2 separate regions of the Homo sapiens genome follow, and region 1 is linked to region 2. A link is a loop called in an ENCODE intact Hi-C map of the cell type or tissue named here. Cell type or tissue: Caco-2. All regions are shown on one strand. Each heading gives the region's core, and the rest is flanking DNA. Links, peaks and the distances in the headings are about the cores only.

Region 1 (2,827 bases), core at 11-2,510, 66 kb after region 2:
GAGTGAGACATTATAAAATTTTATTATTATTAAAAAGAATTTTCTGTAAATCATTTGGATTTGATATGTAGCCATTTAGGAATAATGTAAGTTGGAATGTCTAAGAAATAAAAGGTCACATAAAGGGAAAATTTCTCTTCCATTCTCTCTTTTTTTTTTTTTTTCGAGATGGAACCTCAATGGAATCTTGCTCTGTTGCCCAGGCTGGAGTGCAGTGGCATGATCTTGGCTCACTGCAACGTCTGCCTCCTGGGTTTGAGCAATTCTCCTGCCTCAGTCTCCCGAGAAGCTGGGATTACAGGCACGCGCCACCATGCCCGACTAATTTTTGGATTTTTAGTGGAGACCTGGTTTCACCATGTTGGTCAGGCTGGTCTCGAACTCCCAACCTCAGGTGATCCGCCTGCTTTGGTCTCCCAAAGGGCTGGGAATACAGGTGTGAGCCACCATGCCCGGCCTCTTCTACTCTCTATAAATGTAAACTAACCATTCTGTGTTGTATTTTAAGAGGTAAGCTAGCAAGCTGTTGTATACATAGGTGAGAGTAACCAATAAACAACTGAAGGAGCCAATAGTACATCAATGAAAGCTGTTTCATAGCAGCTCTCATTTCATTTCATAAAATAGTCTAAGTAGTCATAGCTACTACTTGGACTATGTTATATTCAAAGTTTCAAAAACCTTTAAAAATATGTGCATAGCACAAGAGTGCAATTAGGCCTCCAAACCCACCTCTATTCTTTTGGCAGCTGCTGCATGTATTGTTTGCATTTGCAGTTATATGAGTCTTAACAATGACTGCCTTTTATCTATGGCAACTTTCAGATTTCAGAATAAAAACTTACTGATAGTCTAGAAGTGCTTCACTGGTAGGCAGTTTAATTTCTTTTGGTGGCCCGTCATGTGTATCCTTTTTATTTGCTTTCCCTGAGTTTTCCATTGTGCTGGTTAGCTATGAAGAAATATACCTGTTTAGAAAGGAGACATACGAAAGTGAAAAATTCCATCTTTGCCTCCCTACTTTTGTTTACTCTAGATAAGGTACCTCTGGGACTTAATACTGGCTTTCTATCCTGATTGCTTCCATGTCCCCAGATCTAACATTCACCACAATGGTGGAACATCATGAAATGATTGGATTCTTGATTCTGGTGAATTCCATGTTTAGCCCATGTATAGCATTCCCTCCACCCAAAACTTTCTAAGAGACTCCCTCTCTTATGTTATTCATCTATATCTGTTGCCCGTATCTAGGTCTTTTAAGAGCAAAGAACTGAGCTTTTCAATAATTTTATTTCTCCACAGTGTTTGGCAGAGAGACATTAATTAAATGTCTATTAATTTTTCAAAGAAAATGAAAACAAAACTACAATTTTCTATGAGCACGAAGAAGCTAGGATCCAAAAGACTTAAGAATTAGAATCAGGATCCAAAAAAATTAGGTTTGGGCAGGGTTGTTACAAACAGCAAATAAAAGCACACATTGAAGTACTTTTAAAATGGTTGAGATTTACACATGCGAATAATAATAATGTACTAATAACTGCTCATCAGCTATTAACTGGTTTCATACCTAATAATAAAAAAATCAAAAACACCTTTTAAAAGGGAAAATCAAGACCCACTGTTCACAGATGTTTATAGTAAGCAGGAGTACTTTCATAGGTTTGGTTTGGGTACTAAAGTAGACTTTTCAGATTATAGTCTTCCTTAACACATTTTTATCTTTTAATTTCCACTAATCTTAAAAGAATAAGTACCTAGCCTTAAATAAATGTATCAGTAGTTAAGTGTGGTAGAAAGCATAAAATATAACCTTTGTAATTATTTAAGTGGCTGGAAACTCTCATGAGGGTGAGGATAATGTAATTCTTGTGCACCACTGTATTTCCTCACTAAGCACAATAGACACACAATAAATGCTTGTCAGATAAACACATGAGTGGATGCATGAACGAATCAGGCAGACATGGGCTTTAATCCTAGATCCATCACTGTTATCTCTGTGACCCTGAATAGGTTACTTAATCTTTTTGAGGAACTTCAGTTGCATCATCTGTCAAGGGAGAAGGATAACAATTCTACTCTAAGAGCTATTGTAAGGATTAAATAAGCTAATATTTAAAGCACCTAGCATAGTGTCTGAGATATAGAAAAAGGGCATATATCTCTAGCTCTATCTCTGTATAGTGCCCCTTCCTCTTTCCCTTCAGTTGTTGCTCCAGGTCAAGCTTCTTCAAATTCTGGGTAACTAAAGCATAGAATGGCTGCCTTCTGCAAGTACGATGATGCGTGGAAAGACTAATCCATAAGGTTTGCTGTTGTCAACCTTCATTGATTTGGATCACTGAATTGGCAATCCACATAGATCTTTGTAGACCATTCAGCTCCAAAGTGGAGAAACTTGTTAATATGAAAACACGCTTTTTCTCTGTAGACATGCTGCCTGCACACTCAGACTTCCAGTCAGGCTGTCTTTATGTCTGTGACTTTTCTAACCAAGTTTGCACTACTCTGTATGCTAACTAATTTGAGCATATACATGAATGCAAATATACCACAATACTTTCCAACTGAAAAGCACACAGATGACACAACAAAAAGATCTAATACATTAGTACATTAAGTAGTGTCTTCTCAAATATGAAAGTATTGAGAATAATTTAATAGGCTCCCACCAAAAGGTGTCATCATGATACCACCACAGTTCACAGAAAATTATCAGCTAAGAGAAGATTACTCTTTGTTTCAGATGCAGAGTTGAATTTTTATATTATTTTCCATTTTAGAATTAGAATTTTAAACTTGGCTGTTGCACAAAAAGCAT
Region 2 (2,827 bases), core at 156-2,655:
AAATAAACAAATAAATAAACAAATAAATAAATAAATATTGGTTACAACTGGTGCCAGGGAAAGGCGGTCTCCCAATAGATAGAAACACCTGGAACTCGTGATCAGCAGCTTCCTGATAAGATCTCAGTAGTTGGGGGAGTGGGCTCAAGCATGTACATTGAGAGGCAAAATGGGGGACTTTAACTGCTATATGACCTTCTAGGAACATTCAACTGGTAAGGTAAGAGTGCCTCAAGTGAGCATGCATACAACTCCTGTTAACACATTGGACATGCAGCCCCTCCCAAGGGCTGGCAAGCCACTGCACATGCGGTCAGCTCAGCCCATGAGAAGAACCAGGGGAGAAGTAACGCAAGACCCCAGAAGCATGCCAGCATGTAAAACTCCAAGTCGAAGGTCACACCATCCACTTGATTTCTCAAGTCACCTGCTAGGCCCTCTTCCAAGTGTACTTTTCTTCCTTTCATTCCTGCTCTAAACTTTTTAATACTCCTGCTCTAAAACTTGCCCTGGTCTCTCCCTTTGCCTTATGCCTCTTGGTTGAATTCTTTCTTCTGAGGAGGCAAGAATTCAGTTTGCTGCAGACCCATACAGATTGGCCACTGCTAACAGCATTATGCTTAGATTCCATGTGTCAGTTCTTTAGAACTTGAATCTGTAGATTGTCTTTAATCAGTTTTGGTAAACTCAGCCATTATGTCTTCAAATATTTCTTCTCCTTTATCCCTACTACCGCTTTTCCTTGAACACTAACTGCAGTTAGCGGATGTTGGACTGCTTAATTGCACATGTTCATTACCACTGTGTTCTGCTCTTTCTATTCTTTATTCTTTCTGGAATTGTGTTTGACTATTTTTGGATATTGGATATTGACTTATCCCAAATTTCACTATTTCTGGTTTCTTCCATATCCAGTCTGCCATTAGACTGATTTATTACTTTTTGATTTTGTATATTTTGATTTCTAGAATGTCCGTTGGGTTCTTCTTTATAGAGTCTAATGCTCTGTTGAAATTCTTCATATTTTTACCTGTTTTATTCATCTTTTCCTTGCTTTCTTTAACATATTTATAATAATATTCTCTTTTTTTATACTTTAAGTTCTGGGATACATGTGCAGAGCTGTTGGGATTCACTCAGGATAGTGGCAGAAATATTAAAGGGAAATATTAGGGAAAGTTTTAGAGAATAGTCACAAACCTTTTTGGAAGGCTGCAAGATTACATAGATTGTAATAATTGAACAGGCTGAAGGCAGTGGGTTCTTACCTTAGAGCATTAGGTCATAGGGTAAATACTAGGGACAATAGAGGCTTCCCCAGTTATGTCTGTTTACCCTACCTCCATTAACTAACCTTTGAGCCAGATGGCCCTCTCGGAGGGAGGTCGACCAAGGATATTGCCCCCAATGGTATTTACTTTAAACTGCAGTACCTGAGCTTTAATCATTAGTAGAACTACTCTCTTAACCATGTTAATTATCCACAAGTGTGTTTATTCAAAGCTTCTGTTGTTAATTTTATACTAAATAAATGCCTGAAGTGCGGGCTGCTCAGGACCGGCCACGTCACAAACCTCTCTTGGTGTGTAGGCGGTTGGACACTCAGCAAGACTGGCGAAACAGAGTATCTGTGTGTCAGTGTACGTTTTATTCATCCATCGTTTGGGTCTGGGTCGGTGGGCAGACCCCTGCAGCTAATGTCATCTTGTGAGGAGCAATACCTCACAGAACGTGCAGGTTTGTTACATAGGTATACATGTGCCATGGTGATTTGCTGCACCCATCAACCCGTCATCTACATTAGGAATTTCTCCTAATACTATCCCTCCCCTAGTCCCCCCACCCACCGACAGGCCACAGTGTGTGACGCTCCCCTCCCTGTGTCTATGTGTTCTCATTGTTCACCTCCCACTTATGAGTGAGAACGTGCGGTGTTTGTTTTTCTGTTCCTGTGTTAGTTTGCTGAGAATGATGGTTTTCAGCTTCATCCATGTCCCTGCAAAGGACATGAATTCATCCTTTTCTATGACTGCGTAGTATTTCATGGTGTATATGTGCCACGTTTTCTTTATCCAGCCTATCACTGATGGGCATTCGGGTTGGTTCCAAGTCTTTCTATTGTGAACAGTGCTGCAATAAACATACATGTGCATGTGTCTTTATAGTAGAATGATTTATAATCCTTTGGGTATATACCAAGTGATGGAATTGCTGGGTTAAATGGTATTTCTGGTTCTAGATACTTGAGGAATCGCCACACTCTCTTCCACAATAGTTGAACTAATTTATACTCCCACCAACAGTGTAAAATAATTTCTATTTCTCCACATCCTCTCCAGCACTTGTTGTTTCCTGACTGTTTAATGATCGTAATTCTAACTGGTGTGAGATGGTATCTAATTGTGGTTTTGATTTGCATTTCTCTAATGACCAGTGATGATGAGCTTTTTTTTTTTCATATGTTTGTTGGCTGCATAAATGTCTTCTTTTGAGAAGTGTCTGTTCATATCCTTTGCCCACTTTTTGATGGGGTTGTTTTTTTCTTGTAAATTTGTTTAAGTTCCTTGTAGATTCTGGATATTAGCCCTTTGTCAGATGGATAGATTACAAAAATTTTCTCCCATTCTATAGGTTGCCTGTTCACTCTGATGATAGTTTCTTTTGCTGTGCAGAAGCTCTTTAGTTTAATTAAATACCATTTGTCAATTTTGGCTTTTGTTGCCATTGCTTTTGGTGTTTTAGTCACAAAGTCTTTGCCCATGCCTATGTCCTGAATGGTATTGCTAGGTTTTCTTCTAGGGCTTTTATGATTTTATGTCTTACCTTT

The links. Peaks named below come from ENCODE experiments on the same cell type or tissue, not always from the same donor. Only the 100,000 strongest peaks of a DNase experiment are listed, where the experiment ranks them.
Region 1: a loop joins it to region 2, with 4 times the contacts of the local background. A loop is called at or near these places in 35 of 110 quality-filtered maps.

The regions. Positions count from the first base shown.
Region 1 is chr11:85,863,237-85,866,063 of GRCh38, reverse strand. It overlaps CCDC83 (coiled-coil domain containing 83), which reads right to left. Exons shown (of 11, transcript NM_001286159.2): 2 at 846-968. The coding sequence starts at 940. Among named protein-coding and RNA genes, the nearest start is that of CCDC83, 9.3 kb to the right of the region's middle. In Caco-2, for the core only: no CTCF peak of the experiment used is centred there; no DNase peak of the experiment used is centred there.
Region 2 is chr11:85,929,788-85,932,614 of GRCh38, reverse strand. No RefSeq gene overlaps it. Among named protein-coding and RNA genes, the nearest start is that of CCDC83, 76 kb to the right of the region's middle. In Caco-2, for the core only: no CTCF peak of the experiment used is centred there; a DNase peak (open chromatin) is centred at 1,384.